3 separate regions of the Homo sapiens genome follow, and all the other regions are linked to region 3. Evidence: read pairs that join two places in POLR2A ChIA-PET (ENCODE). Cell type or tissue: PC-9. All regions are shown on one strand.

Region 1 (8,000 bases), 250 kb before region 3:
CTCAGCGTTCGTCCCTTCCTACAGGCTGCTTTCTGCAAATGCCTGCAGCTCCCTGCCTGAGTGCTTGGTTCTGACTGCGGGTGGGGCAGGCTTTGCCTACATGCAGGAAGAGCAGGAAGCACCTCGGATAGGTAATGCCCCTGGAAGCTGCTCTCACCCAGTGATGGATGCAGAATTGGGGGACAAATCCCGCCGTTGCCTTGCCCTCAGTTGGGATCACGAGAGGCATGTTTTACGTCATACCCAGAGGATTTAGCTCCAATGGCCTCAGCAGCCAATGGCTCGACAATGCCCCATTTATTGGTTTCCTTCTCTCTGTTTCCCTGAGTTCCTCCTGATGTTTCTTGGGATCACGTGCCAAATAAACCACTTAGCCTTGAATTCTTGCCTCTGGAGGAACCCAAAACAAGAAGACCAAAACCAGGAGGCTGGGCATGCCGAGGCATACCTGAATCCCAGCACTTTGGGAGGTGAGGCAGGCAGATCGCTTGAGGTCAGGAGCTGGAGACAAGCCTGGCCAACATGGTGAAACCCCGCCTCCACCAAAAATACAAAAATTAGCCAGGTGTGATGACGGGTGCCTGTAATCCCAACCACTCTGGAGGCTGAGACAGGAGAATTGCTTAAACCCGGAAGGGGGAGGTTGCAGTGAGCTGAGATCACGCCACTGCACTCCAGCCTGGGTGACAGAGCAAGACTCCGTCTCATAAATGAATGAATGAATGAATGAATGAATGATCAAGACCAGGAGACGGGCAAGCTGTTTAGTAAGACTGGACCGTCATTTTCAAGCAAGAAAACTGTAAGCAATGAAACTGCAGAAATAACGGGGGCCAGGGGACAAAGGTCAACAGGATCACACTAAGGGTCCTGATCTAATCCTCAGAAGAATGGGGCACCTTTGATGGTTATAATAGGGAAGGACAGGACCAGATATTTTCTGCAATTTAAAAAAATTTGAGATAAAACTCATCATTTTAAAATGTACAGTTCAGGGGGTTCTAGTGTATTCACAATGTTGCGCAACCATCACCTAATTCCAGAACATTTCATCACTCCAAAAAGCCATCTCCCTTATGCATTAGCTGTCACTCCCCCTTCTCCCCTTACCCCAGCCCCTGGCAGGCACCCATCTTCTTTCCTATGGATTTGCCTGTTCTGGATTCCATATAGATCAGTGGTCCCCAAACTTTTTGGCACCAGGGACTGGTTTTGTGGAAGATAATTTTTCCATGGATGGTGGGGTTGAGGGGTCGATTCTTATAAGGAGCGCACAACCTAGATCCCTCCTATGTGCAGTTCACGACAGGGTTCACGCTCACAGTAGGGTTTGCACTCATATGAGAATCTAATGCCACCGATCTGAGAGGAGGCAGAACTCGGGCCGTAATGCTGTGCGGCCCGGTTCCTAACAGGCTACAGACTGGTACTGGTCCACGGCTCGAGGGTCGGGGACCCCTGTTATAAATGGAATAGGAACTTGGAGCTTCGAAGGTTGTCTCCACCCATGGTGTGGATTGTGGACTGGGAAATTCCCTGAGAGAGGCAGGAAGACCAGAGAGAGGACCCGGGGATTCCACAGGGATGGAGAGAAATGGATGAACAAAGATAGATGGAACACACAGAACTGATGGGCCTCTATTTGACTAAATACAGGGGGATGTGCAGTGGAGCACTGAAAAATGACAGCCGAGGCCAGCGCGGTGGCTCAGGCCTGTTATCCTAGCACTAGGGGAGGCCAAGGCGGATGGATCACTCGAGGTCAGAAGTTTGAGACTAGCCTGGCCAATATGGTGAAACCCCGTCACTACTGAAAATACAAAAATTAGCTGGGTGTGGTGGTGGGTGCCTGTAATCCCAGCTACTGGGGAGGCTGAGGCAGGAGAATCGATTGAACCTAGGAGGAGGAGATTGCAGTGAGCCGAAGATTGCGCCATTGCACTCTTGCCTGGGCGACAGAGTGAAACTCCGCCTCAAAAAAAAAAAAAAAAAAAAAAAAAGACAGCCAAGTCTCTTGCCTTGGGCACCTACATAATCGTGGCGCCAGGCACAGGCACCCAGGGCACAGGAGAGGGGGCAGGCTTGAGAAAGAGCAGGGAGAGAGGCATCTGAGAATATAATTAAAGCCCTAGATAGGACAAGAACACTTACATGCATTCATACACCAGCCACTGTGTTCTAGGTGGATTAAACCACTTAATCGTTGCAGCAACCCTATGTGGGAGGTGCCAGGCTACATTCATCAAACAGAAAAGAACACTGAGGCAGGAAATGCTTAAGTTGCCAAAGAGGTCTCAGAACACACGTGTGTCGGCACAGCCAGTTACAAAGCCAAAACCTTTGCATGTGCTCCCTGCATGGACGTGTCAACCCAGGCACAGTTTTTAGTTAGCTGTTTGCCCATGGATGTCACCAACTGATTAGGCTCAACCCAGGCCTGGACGGAGAGTCAGGAGGCCTGTTCTCTGCAGGCTGCCTGGCCTTGGCAAGTCACTGCCCCTCTGCCTCAGTTTCCCATCTGTCAATAGGGAGGCTTGATGTAGAGGAATGGTTCTTACCTTTGGAATCGCCTGAGGGCTTGTGAACACACAGCTTGCTGAGCTCCACCCCCCAAGTGTCTGACCCCGTGGGTCTGGGTAGGGCCCAAGGATGTTTATTTCTACCCAGCACCCAGGTGATGCTTATGCTGCAGGTCCGGGGCCACCCCTTTGAGAACCGCTGCTGATCTTTGGGGCTCACTCAGCCTCTCGTGTTCTAGAATTCATGTTTTCTAACATTTCCAAGGATTTCATGCAGTCATTAAACATGAGGTGTAAAGGGTACAAAATATTCCAGGGCACGAAAAGGTAGGTATCATAGGTGCCTTTTTGTTTTCTTTTGGAGACAGAGTCTCACTCTGTTGCCCAGGCTGGAGTACAGTGGTGCGATCTTGGCTCACTACAACCTCTGCCTCCTGGGTTCAAGTGATTCTCATGCCCAGTCTCCTGAGGAGCTGGGCTTATAGATATGCACCACCATGCCTGGCTAATTTTTGTATTTTTATTTAAAATAAAATTTCAGGCCGGGCATGGTGGTTCACGCCTATAATCCCAGCACTCTGGGAGGCCAACACGGGCGGATCAACTGAGGTTGGGAGTTTGCGACCAGCCTGACCAACATGGAGATACCCTGTTTCAGCTAAAAATACAAAATTAGCCGGGTGTGGTGGTGCATGCCTGTCATTCCAGCTATTTGGGAGGCTGAGGCAGAAGAATCGCTTGAACCCAGGAGGCAGAGGTTGTGGTGAGCCGAGATCGCGCCATTACACTCCAGCCTGGGCAACAAGAGTGAAACTCCTTCTCAAAAAAAAAAAAAAATTAAAATTAAATGCATTGAAAGTAATGGCAAAAACCGCGATTATTTTTGCACCAACCAAATAATAAAGACAGTGTTTCACCATACCAGGTTGGCCAGGCTGGGGTGCCTGGTTTTTTTTTATTTATTTATTTTTGAGACAGGGTCTCACTCTTGCCAAGGCCAGAGTGCAGTGGCACGATCTCAGCTCACTGCAACCTCTGCCTCCGGGGTTCAAGCAATTCTACTACCTCATCCTCCTGAGTAGCTGGGACTACAGGTGCATGCCACCACCCCTGGCTAATTTGTGTATTTTTAGTAGAGAGGGATTTCGCCATGTTAGCCAGGCTGGTCTCAAACTCCTGGCTTCAAGTGATCCACCCTCTTTGGCCTCCGAAAGTGCTGGGACCACAGGCGTGAGCCACCGCACCTGGCCGTGGGGTGTCTTTTTAAAAAATAAAATATGTACAGATGAACAGTCAAATTGAGAAAAAAAATAAAAATGTAATAGTATACATTTGCTTTTTGAAAAACTGTTTACAAATATAGTAATCTATCAATTGATCTACCTATGTTTTAAAAAGTTAAAGGAAATAGACCCAAATATTAATAGTGGTTAAGAGATTTCAAAATACAGCTGATTTTATTTCCTTCCATGTTCTCATTTGCACTCCTAATTAATTTATATATAATTTAATATACATACAGCTATATATATATACAGATTGATAGCTATAGATTGTGCCTTACCTTTGTAACCAGGAAAATATATACATAAAAGCTATTTTTTTTTTGTTTCAAAAGACTCCCAAGGCAATTGCTCAGTTGAAAAGCTTCAATCTGATGTTCTCACGAAAATCACTCACAGTTGTCCTCTCCTTATGAACAATTCCAGTCCATCTAGCAGATGAAAATGCCTGCAGGCCTGAGCTGACTCAGCTGTTCTTAAAACTGAGCGAGCACCACTCTGGGGACCCGGGAGTCCAGAACCAGGAACTGCCCTTTAGAGTCGAAATGGTACCAGGAAAGTGGCAACTCAAAAGAGGAGGAAAAAGAGATATAAAAGATTAAGCGAAACACAGAGCCTCTAAAGGATAGAAGGTCCTACTCCTATAGGCTCTGCAGGAGCTCACACCTGTGAGTTCCTGAGAGAAAATCACATCAGACTCTGCAATCCCCTGCAAGTGTGCGTGGTGGATGTGCATGCGTGGGAGCTCATGCACGCCCCTCTAAGCATTTTGAAACTAATTTAGAATGCATACATTTGCACAAATACATCATGCATCTGAGACAGGCAGCAGTTTGCAGATTAATCCCATTGTCTATGTACCCACTGGGGCATTCCAATGCTTTTTTCCTGGGAACAGTGAGACTGACTCTCCTCCCTTTGCAAACGGAGTTATAATGTGTAAAAGAATACCTAGATTTTCACAGAAAATGTGTCCCCTCTCTGTACTGTTTTCCAGACTTTCCAAAAGTAATTTACAATTAGTATTACTTATATCATCAGGAAAAAATAGTGTCCATCTAAACACAAGGAAGAAGCCAGGTGCAGTGGCTCACCCCTGTAATCCTAGCACTTTCGGAGGCCGAGGTGGGTGGATCACTTGAGGCTAGGAGTTCGAGACCAGCCTGGCCAACATGCTGAAACCCCGTCTCTACTAAAAACACACAGATTAGCCGGGCTTGGTGGTGGGTGCCTGTAATCTCAGCTACTCGGGAGGCTGTGGTGGGAGGATCGTTTGAACCCAGGAGGCAGAGGTTGCAGTGGGCCGAGATCAAGCCACTGGACTCCAGCCCGGGCGACAGAGCGAGACTCCGCCTCAAAAAAAAAAAAAATAATAAAATAAATAGAAGAAAGAGCCCAGTGTTTATCAGAATGCTCACCTGTCACTTTGGCCCTCACAGGCTCCAGCTGTTCTTTCCTATTCCTGCCAAATATTATATCCATTGCTCAGGGTGCCGAGGGAGATCGATTTTAACAGCAAACAGGTGCTCCTCTGTGTTCACAGGAGATGCTGCTCCCTCCTCCTGCGTTTCCTTCCTGCTCTCCTGCTCCTTCCCTCCTTCACATCTCTGTCTCTCCTGATGCCGTTTCTGCCTTTGCTTTTTCCTTTTTGGCTGGCTCTCACTTGTCCCTCTCCAAGAGCCCTGGATCTCTTTACATTCACAAGGGAAGCTGCGCTGGCGTTACTTATAAGATGTTTGGTTAAAGGTTAATTTCCAAGCCATGTGTCATAGCTAATCTTTAATCCTCTTATTGTTCCCTCAGCTTTCCCTCTCCAGTTTCACTTTTGACTTAACCAAAAAAAAAAAAAAGCTTGCTTCAGACTAGGTTCTAAATAAGCAGAGAGAATTCCGTGCCTGCTGTTATGTTGCCCGACGTAATCCAAGAGCTGGAGTTGTTTATGATCAGAACAAGAAGAGATGCTGGGAATCAGAGGTGCTGGGAATTAGGAGAAACTTGAGCTAAGCTCTGTGATCACTGAATGTCTGCTGCACAGCAGGGAACCCCTTCAGCAGAGACGGGAAAGGTTTTACATTTTGTTTTGTTTTTAGTAAAGGCCCCGATGCTCCCCTCTAATAATCATACATAAAGAGCCACTTAATTCATTATTTTCTTTTTGGAAGAAGGAGACATAAAATGTTTCATGTACCTATTTAAAAAATAACGAACGGGAACCAAAGGCTTTTCTCAGAAACTATAAAGAATAGTAAAAAAGACGGGCCAGGAGTGGTGGCTCATGCCTGTAATCCCAGAACTTTGGGAGGCCATGGTTGGCGGGTCACTTGAGGTCAGGAGTTCGAGACCAGCCTGGCCAACACGGCGAAATCCTGTCTCTACTAAAAATACAAAAATTATCCAGGCGTGGTGGAAGACGCCTGCAATCCCAGATGCTAAGGAGGCTGAGGCAGGAAAATCGCTTGAACCTGTGAGGCAGACATTGCAGTAAGCTGAGATGGCACCACTGCACTCCAGCCTCGGCCACAGAGTGAGACTCTGTCTCAAAAAATAAATAAGTAAACAGAATAGTTAAAAAGAAACTTCAACTTCCTGGCCTATCAAGAGGGCAAAACAATGCCTGAATTTGATCTGAGCTTCCCTATTATTCGTGTATCTTCGTGTGTTGCCATTGCCTGAAATTCGTATTCAACTTGCTATATGCACTGATTGAAGTTAATGAACTCATCTTAACGTATTTTGCTTAAAGAAAGAACCAGTCATTTGCTCTGTGGGTAGAGTAAGAAAAGGCAGTGGCACTGGCCTTTATGCAACCCAGCTGAGAATAATGATGGTCCGGTCTGGGCTGAGAGCACATGCCAGCACCTTGGGCCGTTCATTCCTGACAGCTGTGTGGTCTGGCTGTGCTTCCGCCCTGGCACACATTGGAATCACCTGATTGGCAGTACTAAATGTATCAGTGCTGGGCCTCACTCCAGACCCACTGACGCAGAATCTCTGAAGGTGGATCTCAGCCATCAGTTTTTTTTTTTTATGTTGGCCGGGTGTAGTGGCTCACACCTGTAATCCTAGCACTTTCGGAGGCCAAGGCGGGAGGATCACTTGAGCCCAGGAATTAAGACCAGCCTAGGCAACATATTGAGGCTCCGTCTCTACCAAAAAAAATTAGCTGGGCATGGTGGTGCGTGCCTGTAGTCCCAACTACTTGGGAGGCTGAGGTGGGAGGATCACTTGAGTCTGGGAGGTTGAGGCTGCAGTGAACTGTGATAGCAGCACTGGACTCCAGCCTGGGCAACAAAGCAAGCCCTTATCTCAAAAATAAAACATACGGAGGCAGAGGCGGGCGGATCACGAGGTCAGGAGATCAAGACCATCCTGGCTAACACCGTGAAACCCCGTCTCTACTAAAAATACAAAAAATTAGCCGGGCGTGGTGGCAGGTGCCTGTAGTCCCAGCTACTCGGGAGCCTGAGGCAGGAGAATGGCGTGAACCCAGGAGGCAGAGCTTGCAGTGAGCCGAGATCGCGCCACTGCACTCTAGCCTGGGCGACAGAGCAAGACTCCGTCTCAAAATAATAATAATAATTAAAAAAATAATAAAAAGTACCTACATGTGTGCAGCAGGAGTTGAGAAGACCTGACCCAGAGGAAAGATGCTACATGCCTGAGTTGAAACTAAATTTAAATTATAGCTGATTGGCTAGGCATGGTGGCTCATGCTTATAATCCCATCACTTTGGGAGGCCAAGGCAGGCAGATCACCTGAGGTCAGGAGTTCAAGACCTACCTGGCCAACATGGTGAAACCTCGTTTCTACTAAAAATACAATACAAAAATTAGCTGGGCATGGTGATGGGCACCTGTAATCCCAGCTACTCAAGAGGCTGAGGCAGGAGAATCACTTGAAACCAGGAGGTGGAGGTTGCAGTGAGCCAAGATGGTGCCACTGTACTCCAGCGTGGGTGACAGAGTGAGACTCCAACTCAGAAAAAAAAAAATTGCAGCTCATCCTTTTATATTTTTTGAGATGGAGTCTCGTTCTGTCACCCAGGCTGGAGTGCAGTGGCGTGATCTTGGCTCACTGCAGTCTCTGCCTTCCGGGTTCAAGCGATTCTTCTGCCTTATCCTCCCAAGCAGCTGGGATTACAGGTGCCTGCCACCATCCCCAGCTAATTTTTGTATTTTTAGTAGAGATGGGGTTTCA
Region 2 (8,000 bases), 1.0 Mb before region 3:
GTTGCTTAATTGCTGAATAAATGAAATATAAACATTATGTTACTTGGAGAGTTCTTTAATATGTAATGAGGAAAACCATTTTATGAAATGTACTGCATGTGATAAATGCTTGTTTTCTTTTCTAAAATCAATTATTGAAGCCATTAACCACTGTTTAAATATAGCTCAATTTTTTTCTGTCTATTCCCCTTTATATTTTTTTTATTAGTGAAAGAAAATAGGTTTATCTAGGAAAGACAGCTGCATGGTGAAATAGATGGAATGTGGAGGATATGGGAGTCAGAAGCCTTGGCTTTTTTTTTTTTTTTTTTTGAGACAGAGTCTCACTCTGTCGCCCAGGCTGGAGTGCAGTGGCGTGATCTCGGCTCACTGCAAGCTCCATCTCCTGGGTTCACGCCATTCTCCTGCCTCAGCCTCCCAAGTAGCTGGGACTACAGGTGCCCACCACCTCACCCAGCTAATTTTTTGTATGTTTAGTAGAGACAGGGTTTCACTGTGTTAGCCAGGATGGTCTTGATCTCCCGACCTCGTGATCCGCCCGCCTCAGCCTCCCAAAGTGCTGGGATTACAGGCGTGAGCCACCGCACCCGGCCAGAAGCCTTGGCTTTTAATCACAGGTCTGTCATTTACTAGTTCTGTGACCTTGGGTAAGTCACTTAAACTCACCTGATTTCCAGATGCAGTGTGGAACTATTACAAGGTTTCTCTTACCCACCTCAGAGAGTTGTAGTGCTACTACTACTAAGTCATAGCACTTTTAGGGCAGTGCTTATCAGCCTTTACTATACATAGGAATTACCTAGGGATTTTGCTGAATACAGATTTGTATTTATTAAGCCTAGAATGGGATCCAAGACCCAACATTTCTAATAAGCTCTCAGGTGATGTTGATGTTACTGATCCACACTTTTGGATAGCAAAGTTCTCATGTGCCTACCAAGCTCACAATAATTTCCGTTCTTTAGAAATGACCACAGTTTATAGCAGTTCTTGTGTCCTTTTGCCACAGCTGACAATGGTAGAGGTGATTTCTGATCCAAGCTGGGCCAAAAGAAGGTGTCGTTTGCAAGCCTGGGATTTTGAACAGGGACAACCAGAAATGTGACATATATTCATTTGCTGATTCATTCACCAGTAAAAAAAAAAAAAAAAAAAAAAAAAAAATTCTGTCTCTATGCCAGACACTATAGTAGGTAGTGGAGATACACCAATCAATCAAGCAGGTCTCTGCACTCACGGAGCTTTCATTATAGCAACATGCAAGATAATTTCAGATGAGCTAAGTGCTGTGAAGAGATTGAAGAATTTCAAGGGGATGCAGGAGACTTTAAGTGAAAGTGTTGGGGAAAGCCAAGCTCTTACTTCCTCTTCTGTAGTGACCTTGGCAGCCAAGAGTTGAACATGATGGCATAACAAATGGGGGAAGCCTGGGTCCCTGAGTGATTATGTGGAGCACAGCACTCTTCCCCTTCCCTGCAGACTGAATTGGACTGTGATCGGAGTGAGAAATAAAATACTGCACACCTGTGAGTAATTGTGACAGCAAACTGATCTTTCTGAGATGCATCCACTGCCTGGACATATTATTGGGGGAAGACAATACTAAACAAACACTGATATACAAACTCACATTGAAGTTAATTTCTTTCTCCAGTCATTTCTGTCTTAGATCTCTTGGTCAGACCTTTATAAAATCAACTCACTAAATTATGATGGAAGCTAAGGAAGCAATTATAGAGTTTGTAATTTTCCTTTAAAACACGCCTGATTATATTTTAAAAGAGTCCTCGGTGGCACAAGAATACTAACATTTAAATTCACCATTTCTCATGTTTATCCACACACTCTAAATCTGGGTATCCCTCAGAGGATCCTGTAATTCCCCAAAGGAAGTCTGTCTTCTTTACTGCATCCTCAGTGGGTCTTTTCTTCCTTAGCTGCTGGCCTCAAGAGCATATAGCTGGTCTCTCAGCCCCCTGAATACCCTTCCTCTTCTCTTCTAATTTTTATGTATCCTAAGCAGCCACTGCAAAGCTGTTCTTTAAGACTGCTTAGCACAAGAAGTCTCCTGTGACTTATGCCTGCCTAATAGGTGAGGACAAGACAGGCAGGAAAGCCAGAGCATCCTATGAGAGAGGCCAGTGCCAGGGACTGGCACTTCTTGATTTCTTCACCTGGGCTTCATTAATTTTTATATCCTAGGACTTGAGCTTTGTCCTTGTGACTGTGTGTGCTTAGTGAAAACTGAGCAGTAAATCAGGCAATTGATATGAACCTCTCTGAGTCTGCCTTTGGTACCAGATCTATCGGCAAGAGCACCACATGAAGTCAAAACTTCCATCCTCCAAGACACTAAAATGAAATCCTCCCCAGCCAGGGGTCCATTCCAGGATGCATGTCCATACACGTGTACAGTCTGCAACCATCCACAGAACCACACTCATGATGAGGAGACAAAAGATGGGCCTCAAAAGGAGACCTCTGAGTGAGGATGCCAACTTTCCTTTCTGCATTCCTTGGTTCCTTCAGCAACAAAGATTAGTCTTGGCATCACTGCCTGCTTGGCGACCAGAACAAAGAGAAATAAGGAAAATTAGGGACACAGGAAAACCTATGGGCACACATAGATATGGAAACTCAGAGATAATAGAAACTTAAAGAGATACATGGAGAGTGAATATTCTGCCTCCCTATAGAGCCTTTTCCATCATCCATCCACCCAAGCAATGCTGACCTGAGTGCCTATTTATCAGGCACTGGTCTTGGCCTTGGGGATAAACAAAGATGGAGGTGAAAGTCTAAAAGCAGACACTGGAGGTGGGAAGAGCAGTTGACGTGGCCCTAACAGGGTTCCCACCACGGCGGAACGCACAGACAGGGGACGTGGGGGAAGACGTGACCCTAAAAGGGTTCCCGCCACGGCGGAACGCACAGCCAGAGAACGTGGGGGAATTCATGAAGCGAACCTCCTGCTACCTCAACGCCGGTGAAGGTGAAGGAGACACCTGCGCGTCATAGAGACTCCGAGACCTCCAGGCTTCCTAGAGAGGCCCGGAAGTGGCTCCAGGAGGCAGGTCCGACGGCTTCGGCGCCCCAGCTGTGGTGATGGGTAGCTAGGAGGCCTGGGCCTCTCTGCCTGCTGTAGCCGTCTGCCGCGCCCTTGTTCCTGCAGCTGTGAGTGGGCCTGGGCTGGGGTTGGGGGGCCGCCGCCCTTCCGCGGGGACCCTGGACCGCCTCGGCCTGGAACGCGACAGGTGGCGGTCCCGGGGGTGGGGGACGGTGGTGAATGACTGAGCAGGGTGGCGGGAAGGAGTATCCCCTTTCAGATGTCTTCCTGATCCCAGGGGACCGGGCGCAGCTTGGCTTTCTAGAATGTCGCCAAGGCCTCAAACACTGGCCCTCCGCATTTTTTGTTTTTAAGGACATCGGGGCCCCAAGCTCCGAACTTTCCACAGGTGGCTGGCTATACTTGATTCCTGTCTTTGATTTTCTGCACACTTTGGGAGAACGATTACCTCCTCTTTATCACTTGGTTCTGGTTTGCCACTTAAAAGTGGCAGTGACAGGTTCCCATTTAAACTGCATGTATTTGTTGGGAAAAGGTAAGTAGGTTTAAACAAAACCTTATAGGCTAGTCATAATACCAGATGAATCAGATGTGACAGAAATTGTGGAGGTGGAGTGAGCCCTGAAAATCTGAGACGGGTCTCAGTTCATTTAGAAAGTTTATTTTGCCAAGGTTGAAGACATGTACCCATGACACAGCCTCAGGCGGTCCTGACGATGTATTCTTAATGTGGTCAGAGCCCAGTTTCGTTTTCTACATTTTAGGGAGACATGAGACAAGAACAGATGTAAGATGAACATGTTTTTCGGTCTGGAAAGGCGGGACAACTCGAAACGGGGAGGGGGCTTCCAGGTCATAGGTAGGTAAGAGACAAATGGTTGCATTATTTTGAGTTTGATTAGCCTCTCCAAAGGAAGCAATCAGATATGCCTTTATTTTAGTGAGCAGAGATACATGAATAGAATGGGAGGCAGGTTTGCCCTAAGCAGTTCTCAGCTTGACTTTTCCCTTTAGCTTAGTGATCTTGGGACCCCAAGATTTATTTTCCTTTCACAGTGATAAGATAATGACCTAAGCGAATCTGTATTGTCCCAGCCTTATTGTGCGGCATTACATGTAGTGGTTAAGAGTCATACAGACCCGGCTTCAAGTCCTGAACCCTGCCCAACCCCTTATGACCTGCATAATTTGTGGGCAAGGTTCCTAACCTCTGATCTATTTTCCTCATTTCTGAAAGCTGATGATAATACTAGTAACAACTTCGGAAGATTGTCCTGAGGCTTAAATGCTAAACCTTTAAACTACCTGTATTAATCCATTCTCATGCTGCTAATAAAAACATACCCAAGACTGGGTAATTTATAAAGTTAAGAGGTTTGATGGACTCACAGTTCCACATGGCTGGGGAAGCCTCATAATCATGCCAGAAGGCAAAAGAGGAGCAAAGTCACATCTTACGTCTTATATGGTGGCAGGCAAGAGAGCTTGTGTAGGGGAACTCCCCTTTATAAAACCATCAGATCTTTTGAGACTTATTCACTATCAAGAGAACGGCATGGGAAAAACCCACCCCTGTGATTCAGTTACCTCCCACTGGGTCCCTCCCAGGACACGTGGTAATTATGGGATCTACAATTCAAGGTGAGATTTGGGTGGAGACACAGCCAAACCATATCATTCCGCCCCTGGCCCCTCCCAAATCTCATGCCCTCACATTTCAAAACCAATCATGCCTTCCCAACAGTCCCACAAAGTCTTAACTCATTTTAGCATTAACTCAAAAGTCCACACTCCAAAGTCTCATCTGAGGCAAGGCAAGCCCCTTCCACCTATAAGCCTGTAAAATCAAAAGCAAGTTAGTTACTTCCTAGATACAATGGGGGTACAGGTATTGGGTAAGTATACTCATTCCAAAAAGGAGAAATTGGCCACAACGAAGGGGCTACAGGCCCCATGCAAGTCTAAAATCCAGCGGGGCAGTCACATCTTGAAACTCCAAAATGACCTCCTTTGACTCCGTGTCCCATATCCAGGTCATACTGATGCAAGAGGTGGTTTCCCATAGTCTTGGGCAGCTCCACCCTTGTGGTTTTGCAGGGTACAGCCCCACTTTTGGCTGCTTCCAGGGCTGGCGTTTAGTGTCTGCTGCTTTTCTAGGTGTACGGTGCAAGCTGTTGGTGGATCTACCATTCTGGGGTCTGGAGGATGGTAGCTCTCTTCTCACAGCTCCACTAGGCAGTGTCCCAGTGGGGACGCTGTGGGGTGGTTCCAACCCCACATTTCCCTTCCATGCTGCTCTAGCAGTGGTTCTCCATGAGGGCCCCACCCCTGCAGCCAACTTCTGCCTGGACATCCAGGAGTTTCCATACATCCTCTGAAACCTAGGGAGAGGTTTCCAAACCTCAGTTCTTGACTTCTGTGTACCCACAGGCTTAACACCGCATGGAAGTTTCCAAGGCTTGGGGCTTGCACCCTCTGAAGCCCCAGTTTGAGCTGTACCTTGGCCCGTTTTAGCCACAGCTGGAGCAGCTGGGACGCAGAGCACCAAGTCCCTAGGCTGCATAGAGCAGGGGGACCCTGGACCCAGCCCAGGAAACCATTTTTGCCTCCTAGACTTCTGGGCCTTTGGTAGGAGGGGCTGCCAAGAAGGTCTCTGACATGCCCTGGAGACATTTTCCCCATTGTCTTGATGATTAGCATTTGGCTCCTTGTTACTTATGCAAATTTCTGCAGCCAGCTTGAATTTCTCCCCAGAAAATGGGTTTTTCTTTTCTTTTGTATCATTAGGCTGCAAATTTTTCAAACCTACACTCTGCTTCCTCTTGAATGCTTTGCAGCTTAGAAATTTCTTACCCCAGATACCCTAAATCATCTCTCTGAAGCTCTGACTTACACAGATCTCTAGGGCAAGGACAAAATGCCATCAGTCTCTTTGCTAAAACATAACGAGTCACTTTTGCTCCAGTTCCCAACAAGTTCCTCATCTCTGAGACCACCTCAGCCTGGACTTTATTGTCTATATCACTGTCAGCATTTTGGTGAAAGCCATTCAACAAGTCTCTAGGAAGTTCCAAACTTTCCCACATCTTCCTGTCTTCTTCTGAGCCCTCCAAACTGTTGCAGGCTTTGCCTGTAAACCAGTTCCAAAGTCACTTCCACATTTTCAGATATCTTTACAGTAGCACCCCACTACCCAGTGCCAATTTACTGTATTAGTCCATTCTCATACTGCTAATAAAGACATTCCCAAGACTGGGTAATTTATAATGGAAAGTAGTTTAATGGACTCACAGTTCCACGTGGCTGGGGAGGCCTCATAATCATGGCAGAAGGCAAAGGAAGAGCAAAGTCACGTCTTACATGGTGGCTGGCAAGAGAGTTTGTGTAGGGGAATTTTCTTTTATAAAATCATCAGATGTTGTGGGACTTACTATCATGAGAATAGCACAGGAAAGACCCGCCCCCATGATTCAATTACCTCCTACCGGGTCCCTCCAGGACACGTGGGATTTACGGGAGCTACAATTCAACAAGAGGCTTGGGTGGAGACACGGCCAAACCATATCACTGCCTAACCCATAATAAATAATAAGTGTAGCCATGGTTGTTGCTGTTTTTATTTTAGGGCGGAGGAAACAGAGGTTCAGTGAATTGCCTAGGGTAACACAGGGAATTGGTGGAAGAGCCAAGTCTAATGCCCAGATTTCCAAACTGGGAGTCTTAACCCTTCATCAGTGCTACCTGTGCCACATGGGAGAAGATGGGCCACCTCCAATTCATTTTCTCTGGGAACTGCAGGAACCACAATGAGGTTGCAGAATGTGTTAACAGTGAAAGCCCTCACAGGACTCAGGTCAGTACCAAGCACTTCAGGTAGGGGCTCTGCACAGCCTCGAGTGCTGCTGCGTTAAGATGAACTGTAGAGTCAGATGCACCTGGGTTATTGGTACAGATCCCTGCTCTACCATTTGCTAGCTGTAGGACTTGGAGTTAGGCACTTTGTGTCTCTGAGCTTCAGTTTTCTCACCTGTAAAATGGAATTAACAAATTAGTACTCATCTGAGAGGGTTGTGAAATAATTCACAGACAGAGTGTTGCACAATGCCTGGCAGAGAGTAAGTGCTTAATAAGTGGCAGTTGATATTACTTCAATTACTAGATATTAATTCAATTACTTGGTATTACTTCAATTTATAGACGTGGCAAACTGCTGACCTAGTGAAGAAGAAAGTACAAGTGTAGTACTCCTTGCAGATAGGACAGAAAGAGGCATTTGAAGAGCTTGCAAAATGTTCACCCCATTTATATTTACTGGGTCTACAATCTGCTAGATATTCCTTGTCCCTATAGATATTGCCAGTCTGTACTCACATGGCATTTATACTGTAGCTTGGGAAACAGATGGGAAATACCAGTTACAAAATTATTTCATTTCTTTGTCATCAGCATTGTGAGGAATTGCAAGGCACTTGTGCCACAAGTATCTAGGCAGAAGTTTAGGTAGCCGAACAAGATTTGAAACACCTCAGGTGATGACCCTGAATTATAGACAGCTGTCCTGCTACCTAGTTATATTCAAAACCCTGCATAAATACCCATATCTATTACGAGTATACTGGTTTTCACTTAACTCTATGCCCTTAGGTAATTTTCTTCCAAGGTGTGTTTGGCCTTTTGGTTTTTTGTTTTTTGTTTTTTTTGAGATGGAATCTCCCTCTGTCGCCTAGACTGGAGTATAGTGGTGCAGTCTGCACTCACTGCAACCTCCATCTCCCAGGTTCAAGCAATTCTCCTGCCTCAACCTTCTGAGTAGCTGAGATTACAGGTGTGCATCACCACGCCTGGCGAATTTTTTCTGTTTTTAGTAGAGACAGGGTTTCACCATGTTGGCCCAGCTGGTCTCAAACTCCTGACCTCAAGTGATCCACCCACC
Region 3 (8,000 bases):
GTTAAGCCCAGGTGGGGCACGGTAGCTCATGCCTGTCCCAACACTTTGGGAGGCTGAGGATCACTTGAGGACAGGAGTTTGAAACCAGCCTGGGCAACATAGCAAGACCCCTGACTACAAAAAAAAAAAAAAAAAAAGAACAGCTGCCCATGATGTTTTTCCTTTGACCTTGGCTGCTAATTTTCCACCTTGTGGATGATCCAATTAAACTTAAGTTCAGGGATTTCAGCTTCATGTTTTCAGTGTAATAATTAGTTTTATGGCTATATCTGTTAAATTTGAAATTTTTTTTCACAACTTCTGGTTTCATTTCATTGTTTAGTTTTTTTTTCAGCCAGCTATTAAGAAAAAAGCAATCTATATTCACACTAATATGAGACTAATGACCCTTTAACCCTCAGAATAATATACATTTTAAAATAATAAGCCAATTCTCTTAATTGGTAGAATTTCATCTGAACAAAATGAGTTGTTAATTTCGAGAATGTGGCGAAAATATTTGAAGTCAGGCTTATTAATATAAGCAAGCTGTTTCTGCTTTAGTGCTTATTTCCGGGATTGGGTCTCTTGAGGCTTCCTGCTTTTCTCCTGAACCTGTAGGTTCTCTAAATACTACTGATAACTTGCTGAATATCTTAAATCATTGAATTAGAAAGCTTTGTCTCAAGTTTAATAATTTGCCTGAGGTCACACAGCTGGTTAATGGTTAACATACTTCTCTGATAAAGGTCACTAGAGGTTCTTATGAAGATACTTTTAGGTGGCGTAACAAATGTGTTTATGCATATTCAAGACACTCTTGTATCCACAGGTTGCACTGCTGTGATCCATCCTCATCTCCTAAAGATGCATCCTGACTTATCTCCACACTTGCACACTGAAGAATGCAACGTCTTGATTAACTTGCTTAAGGAATGTCACAAAAATGTAAGAGTTCAGAAAAACGACTGTACAGCCAAAATGAAACTTAGTTATAACCCACTGATGTAAAATGTTATCTCCGTTGATAGAAGGAAACGATAATGTCTTAGTAAGGAGTCTGAGTTTAGTCAAGATTAGCAGTTGATATGTGCGATTTTTTTCTTTTTTTTACACAAACTACCTCCTTTTATGATTAGTAAAAATCAGACATGGTAGTTTGTTAGGGAACGTCTGAACTGGTATGTAACAGTTGGAATCCATGTTCTTACAATAAAATGCTTTCTCTTTCCTAATTATAGGGCACTAGAACAGTTATATTCAGCGCTGACACTTCTGATTATAATGGAATTATTCTAAAAGTATCTGCTCTTTGATGGCTACCATTCTGTGTTTAATGGTAATAGAAACGTGTTATATAATTAGACATTAACTAGATTTATGATTGGCTTAATCTGATGTGTTTAGTTGTTAGTGGAATGGAAGTAAAATTACATGGTTAAAACCAAAATAGAAAAGGAGCCCATCCATATTTGGAATACATTAAATCAAGCTGACATTTTTATAGCTGTTGAATATTTAGCTTTTCCTTATATGTTTGATATATGACACCGTTGTTACAAGAAGCATTTGTTTTTTCTTTAGCTTTGCATAGTTTTTCTCATGATGTCTACAAACTGTAGATATATCAAATTATAATAATATAAAGTATCACTTAAATGAGTAAAATTTATAGACCAAAAGTAAGGTGGTAAGTAGTGCTTATAAAATGTGAAGTCAGATATTTTTACTGGTTCAAAGAATGTTGTTGATGACAATATTTTTTGGGCTATTTCACTATACATATAGATCAAATGAGCCAGACTACATCAATAAAACATAACGTTTTGATTTTTAAAGTAAAAACTATATAAAATATTCACTGTTTAAAGAACAAGAACTAATTATTTGTGTTAAAGTAGAATATTTCAATTTGTATATGGTCAGTTATAGTCAGAGACAGAAAAGGGGAGAGGGTCTGGCAACAGAGAGGCACAGCGGAGAGAAAGAGACTCTGTGGAATAACATTTCAGTCTTGTTATTGAGGATTTTGCCAGTATAGCCCTTTAGATTTATGTTGTGCTTTTTGTAATACTAGACATAAATAAGGATATTATCGCATCATATTTATTTCCATGGTTAATCAAATTAAGGGGCAGAGTTTTTCAACCCTTGCTTTTAAGTAATCTTTGTTTTATGTTTATATTTGTATATTGCTTTTTGGTCCATGACTGTTTTTAAATTGAAATCTATTTAAACGTTGTTGTTTTTTTTTTCTTTCAAATGGATTTCTTATAATAAAGGTGGCTTCTTGAATCACTGGAACTAAAGATGGATTTTAAAAAATTAACTTTATTGAGGTGTAATTTACATGTAAGGAAATGCATCTATTTTAAGTATACAGTTTGATGAGTTTTGTCATATATAGATACCCATGCAACCACCATCACAGTCAAGATCTAAAACATTTCTATCAGTTTCCTGTGCCCCTTTGCAGTGAGTCCCCAACCCTTAACTTACGTCTTGCCCAGGTAACCACTGCACTACTTTTTGTTGATATAGATGAATTTTGCAGTTCTAGAATTTGTTAGAAATTTACACTACATCGTATATTCTTTTTGTTTTTGAGATGGAGTCTCACTCTGTCACCCAACCTAGAGTGTAGTGGCGCGATCTTGGCTCACTGCAACCTCCGCCTCCCAGGTTCAAGTGTTTCTCCTGTCTCAGTTTGCCTAGTAGCTGGGATTACAGGCGTGCGCCACCAGGCCTGGCTAATTTTTTTTATCTTTAGTAGAGACGGAGTTTCACCATGTTGGGCAGGCTGGTCTCGAACTCCTGACCTCAGGTGATCCTCCCGCCTCGGCCTCCCAAAGTGCTGGGATTACAGGCATGAGCCACTGCACCTGGCCTACATTGTATATTCCTATATTTTGCACCATGATATGTTTTTGAGGGTCATAACATGCTGTTGCACATGTCATTAGTTCATTTATTTTTATTTCTGAGTAGTAGTTCATTGTATGGATATGCCACAGTTTATTTACCTATTAATGGACATTTAGGCAAATAAACAGTTTGCAGCTGTGCTATTTTGGATAAAGCTGCTATGAACATTCATGCACAAGTCATTTGTTTTTGAGACAGAGTCTCGCTCTGTCACCCAGGCTGGAGTGCAGGGGCCCAATCTTGGCTCACTGCAACCTCTGCCTCCCAGGTTCAAGCAATTCTCCTGCCTCAGCCTCTTGAGGAGCTGGGATTACAGGTGTGTGTCACCACACCTGGCTCATTTTTGTATATTTAGTAGAGACGGGGTTTCATTATGTTGGTCAGGCTGGTCTCGAACTCCTGATCTCAGGTGATCCACCTGCCATGGCCCCCCAAAGTGCTGGGATTACAGGCATGAGCCACCGCACCCAGCCATCATGTGCAAGTCTTTGTGTAAACATCATTTTATTTCTCTTGGGTAAATACCTAGGAATGGAATGACTAGGTCATGTGTTAAGTGTATATGTACCTTCATAAAAGGCCACCAAACTGTTTTCCATTTTATACTACTCTACATTCCTACCACTGTCCATCACCACTGCCTAATATTATAAACTTTTTAAGTTCAGCCATTGTGTGGATATGTAGTAGTATCTCCTTTTGGTTTTAAATTGTATTTCCCTGATGACTAATGATTTTGACATGCTTTTCATGTGCTTCTTTGGCCATTCATATAAAATTTTTTGCCTGTATTTTAAAATTGGATTGTTTTATGACTGAGTTATAAGCATTCTTTTTATCATTTGGGATACAAATCCTTTGATAAGTGTATTGTGAATATTTTCTCTGTGGCTTTTTTTTTTTTACTTCCTTTAGGATGTGTTTCAAAGAGTAGCTTGTACATTTGATGAAGTCTTTTTTTTTTCTTTCATGGTTTGTGCTTTTTGTGTCTTAAGGATCTTTGTGTATTCTGTGGTCACAAAGATACTCCTGTATTTTCTTTTAGTTCTATCGTATTAGCTTTACATTGGTCTATGATTCGTTTCAAGTTAATTTCATTTTTTTCTTTTGATATTTGTGTATTCTTATCTGAGATTTCAAGTTAATTTTTGTGTATAGTATGAGGTGTGAGTTGAAGTTGATTTTCTTTGCCTGTGGGTAGCCAGTTGTCTCAACACCATATGTTGAAGAGACTGTTCTATCCCTGCTGATTTACCATGGTCCCTTTGTCAAAAATCAATTTACCATATGTGAGTGGGTCTATTTCTGGGCTCTCTAGTCTGTTTCACTGATTTATATGTCTCTTCTTAACACCAGTACCATGCTGTCTTAATTACTGTTGCCTTGTAGTAAGTCTCAGTCATATAGTATAAATCCTCCAATTTTGTTCTTTTTTCAAAGTTGTTTTGGCTATTCTAAGTACTTTCATTTCCATATTAATTTTAGAATCAGCTTGTCATTTTCTACAAAAAACTTGTTTACTGGTTTTTTGTTTTTTGAGGCTGAACATTGTTGATGACTTGGATTTTATCTTTTGTATCAGCAGGCAGTTCGTGTTTTTACATATTTTTAGGGCATAGCTGGCATAGTCTTTACTCTAGAGTTAGCTTAGCCCAATTACTAAATTAGGATTCTTTACTGATTGACTTGCATATTCAATGAGATCTCTACTTTGGCTTATAAGGACTCCATTGACTCCCAGCCCTGTGTGAGCTCTGCGTTTTTCAGCTTGTAGCTGCTGTAATTGTTCTTCGTAGTGACTATGGCATTGTGAAAGTCACCCAATACATGTGTAGTGAATACTCAGTCAGTGACTCAAGGCAGCTCCATGTAGATTTCTGGAGTTCTTTTGCTGCTTATCTCTACCTCACAAATTCCGGCTGCCCCAGCCTGCCCGAATTCCTCTGACGTTTGCCTCCTCTGCTCGGTGAAACTACCATTCTCCTCTTGAGTTCTGTTCTCTGCTACATGGTTTGGAAATTGTCTGTGGGTAGAAAGCTAGGTGAATGTAGGGTTCACTTTGTTTTGTTTTTTTCTTTCAGTTATCACAGTCCTGTAGTCTGTTGTCCCAATATCTGAAAATAGTTGTTTTATATATTCAGTTTGTTCTTTCATGGCTAGAAGCAGAAGTCTGGAAAATAGATTTTTAAGTAAATAGCATGGGGACAATTACATAGCTGTTTGGAAAAAGTTAGAATACCATACATATGAATCAACTAATGGGGCAGACATCTAAATGTCAAAAATGAAACGATACAAACACTAAGAAACCTGGATAAATTCTTATATAACCTAGGTGTGGGGAAAGTGTGCCTAAGTAAGGACCCTGAATTCCAGAGACAATAAAATCAAAGATTGATAAAGGATCGTTTGAGGCCTGGAGTTCCAGACCAGCTTGGGCAACATAGCAAGATCCTGTCTCTACAAAAAATAAAAATAAAAGTGGCCGGGCATGGCACATGCCTGTAGTCCTAGCTACTTGGAAGGTTGAGGTAGTAGGATCACTTACCCAGTTGTTTGAGGCTGCAGTACAACACATCAGCCTGTGTGACAAAGTGAGACCCTGTCTTTACACAAAAAAAAAAAAAAAAAGGAGGGGGAATAAGAGGCCAAAAATCAGAGAGAAAAATGAGCAAAAGCATGAGAGACAATTTAAAAAAAAAAGAAAAGATGGCCTTTAAACATGAGAAGATGTTCAACCTCAATAATTAGAGAAATACAAATTAAATATACTGAACATACCATTACTTATCTGCAGGGGGGCCAAATTAAACAGTGTGACAGCGCATTCTGTTGGCAACACTGTATACCCTCATACATTTCTGATGGGACTGCAAATTGTTATAATCTTTATAGAGAGGAATTTGCTGCCTTGTAGCAAAACTGCCGTATATTTGCTTTTTAATCCATCAGTCCCACTTATAGGAATTTATCTTAAAAGTATAACTCTAACAGTATGAAAAAATGTATGCATAGAGTTATTTACTGCAGTGTTGTTTGCACTTGGAAAATGTTGGGAACACACTTTCCCAACGTAAAGTAGTTGAACGACCTATGGTGCATCCACACAATGGAGCACTATACAGCTGTTTTGTAATTTTTATTTTTAAATAGACTTTGTTTTTTTAGAACAGTTTTAGATTTACAGAGAAATTGTGAATGCAGTACAGGGAGTTCCCATATACCTCACATCTAGTGTCCCTTATTATTAACATCTTACATTGATAAGGTGTTTGTTACAGTTAATAAACCAATATTGATACATGATCGTTATTTAAAGTCCATGCTTACTCAGATTGCTTCAGGTTAGTGTTTACCTAATGTCTTTTCTCTGTTACAGGATTCCGTCCAGGATACACATTACACTTAGTTCTTGTCACTCTTTAGGCTCCTGTTATCTGTGACATTTTCTTTGTTTTTGATGACCCGAAAAGGTTTGAGGCATAATGGCCAGGTATTTGGTAGAATGCTCCTCTGTTTGAATTTGTCTTGTTTTCCTCATAATTGGATTGGGATCATGTGTTTTCGGATGAAGACCACAGAGGTAAAGTACATTTTCATCAAGGCTGCATACTACAACATAATTTATCACTGTTAATGTTGACGTTGATCACCTGGCTGAGATACGTGTTAGGTTTCTGTACCTTTTTTTTTTTTGGAGACAGGGTCCACTATGTCTTCCAGGCTGGAGTGCAGTAGTGTCATTTTGGCTTACTGCAGCTTCAACCTCCTGGGCCTGGGTGATCCTCTCATCTCACCCTCCCGAGTAGCTGGGACTACAGGCCACGTCACCATGCTCGAATAATTTTTTGTATTTGTATATTTGTAGAGAACGGGTTTTCGCCATGTTGCTCAGGCTGGTCTTGAACTCCTGGGCTCAAGCAATCTGTCTGCCTTAGCCTACCAAAGTGCTGGTATTACAGATGTGAGCTATTGCACGTGGCTAGGTTTCTCTGCTTTGAAGTTACTCTTTTTCTCCCTTTTCATAACTCTTTGGAAGGAAGTCACTGTGTGCAGCCTACACGTAAGGACTGGGAAGTTACCCTGTTCCTCCAAGGTGGTGGAGTATCTACATAATCTTGTGGAATTCTGTTCTGGAGAGTTGCCTGTTCTCCCCCATTTATTTACTTATGTCAGTATGGACTCATGTATATTTACTTTATACCTTGGGTTATAATCCAATACTACTTTGTTTTGTTGCTCAAATTGTTCCAGCTTTGGCCACTGAGAGTCTTTCAGTTGGCAGTGCAGCTGTTAAAAAAAAAAAAAAAAGCCAGGCTTGGTGGCTCAGTCCTGTAATCCCAGCACTTTGGGAGTCTGAGGCGGGAGGATTGCTTGAGCCCAGGAGTTCAAGACCTACATGGGCAACATAGTGAGACACCTGTTTCTAGAAAAAATTAAAAAAAATTATGTCACTAGATGACACATGCCTGTAGTCCCAGCTCCTCAGGAGGCTGAGGTTGAGGTGGGAGGATCACTTGAGCCTGGGAGGTCAAGGCTGCAGTAAGTCATGATTGTGCCACTGCATTCCAGCCTGGGTGACAGAGTAAGACCCTGCCTCTGAAAAGAAGAAAAAAAAATTTCTTTGAACCAACATGTAATGACTTCCAGGATATATTTCGTGAAGAAGTCAAAGGACAAAACAGTATTTATAGTATCCTAGCGTTTGTATAAAAAAGGAGGAGAAGATAGCAAAACATATTTGTATCTCTTCATTTGTGCAAAAAGAAACAAGATAACCAGAAGCTAATGAGATTGATTACGTTCTGAGAGGTTGGTAGGAGCAAAGCAGAGAGAGTGGAGGAGTGACACTTTTACAAAATCTTTTGGCCGGTGGCGGTGGCTCATGCCTGTAATCCCAGCACTTTGGGAGGCCATGGCGGGCAGATCACTTGAGTCCAGGAGTTTGAGACCAGCCTGGCCAACATCACAAAACTTCATCTCTACCAAAAATAAAAAATTAGCTGTGCGTGGTGGCGGACCCCTGTAATCCCAGCTACTCAGGAGGCTGAGGCAGGAGAATCACTTGAACCTGGGAGACAGAGGTTGCAGTGAGC

What was found. ChIA-PET counts read pairs that join two places held together with the same protein. Peaks named below come from ENCODE experiments on the same cell type or tissue, not always from the same donor. Only the 100,000 strongest peaks of a DNase experiment are listed, where the experiment ranks them.
Region 1: POLR2A ChIA-PET joins it to region 3 with 6 read pairs; 3 of 35 experiments call an interaction of 5 or more read pairs at or near these places.
Region 2: POLR2A ChIA-PET joins it to region 3 with 5 read pairs; 1 of 35 experiments calls an interaction of 5 or more read pairs at or near these places.

The regions. Positions count from the first base shown.
Region 1 is chr16:81,236,193-81,244,192 of GRCh38, reverse strand. It overlaps BCO1 (beta-carotene oxygenase 1), which reads right to left and starts at 5,504. Exons shown (of 11, transcript NM_017429.3): 1 at 5,221-5,504. The coding sequence starts at 5,284. In PC-9, no CTCF peak of the experiment used is centred here; a DNase peak (open chromatin) is centred at 5,602; H3K4me3 peaks cover 877 bases; H3K27ac peaks cover 772 bases.
Region 2 is chr16:82,006,561-82,014,560 of GRCh38, reverse strand. SDR42E1 (short chain dehydrogenase/reductase family 42E, member 1) reads left to right here and starts at 3,091. Exons shown (of 3, transcript NM_145168.3): 1 at 3,091-3,174. It overlaps LOC112268169 (a long non-coding RNA gene), which reads right to left. Exons shown (of 2, transcript XR_002957879.2): 2 at 6,667-7,094. RefSeq lists enhancers at 2,747-2,826, 2,837-2,926 and a silencer at 3,167-3,316. In PC-9, no CTCF peak of the experiment used is centred here; a DNase peak (open chromatin) is centred at 3,050; H3K4me3 peaks cover 1,548 bases.
Region 3 is chr16:80,990,241-80,998,240 of GRCh38, reverse strand. CMC2 (C-X9-C motif containing 2) reads left to right here. Exons shown (of 4, transcript NM_020188.5): 2 at 812-927. The coding sequence starts at 847. Among named protein-coding and RNA genes, the nearest start is that of CMC2, 13 kb to the left of the region's middle. In PC-9, no CTCF peak of the experiment used is centred here; DNase peaks (open chromatin) are centred at 3,520 and 4,770; H3K4me3 peaks cover 303 bases; H3K27ac peaks cover 2,450 bases.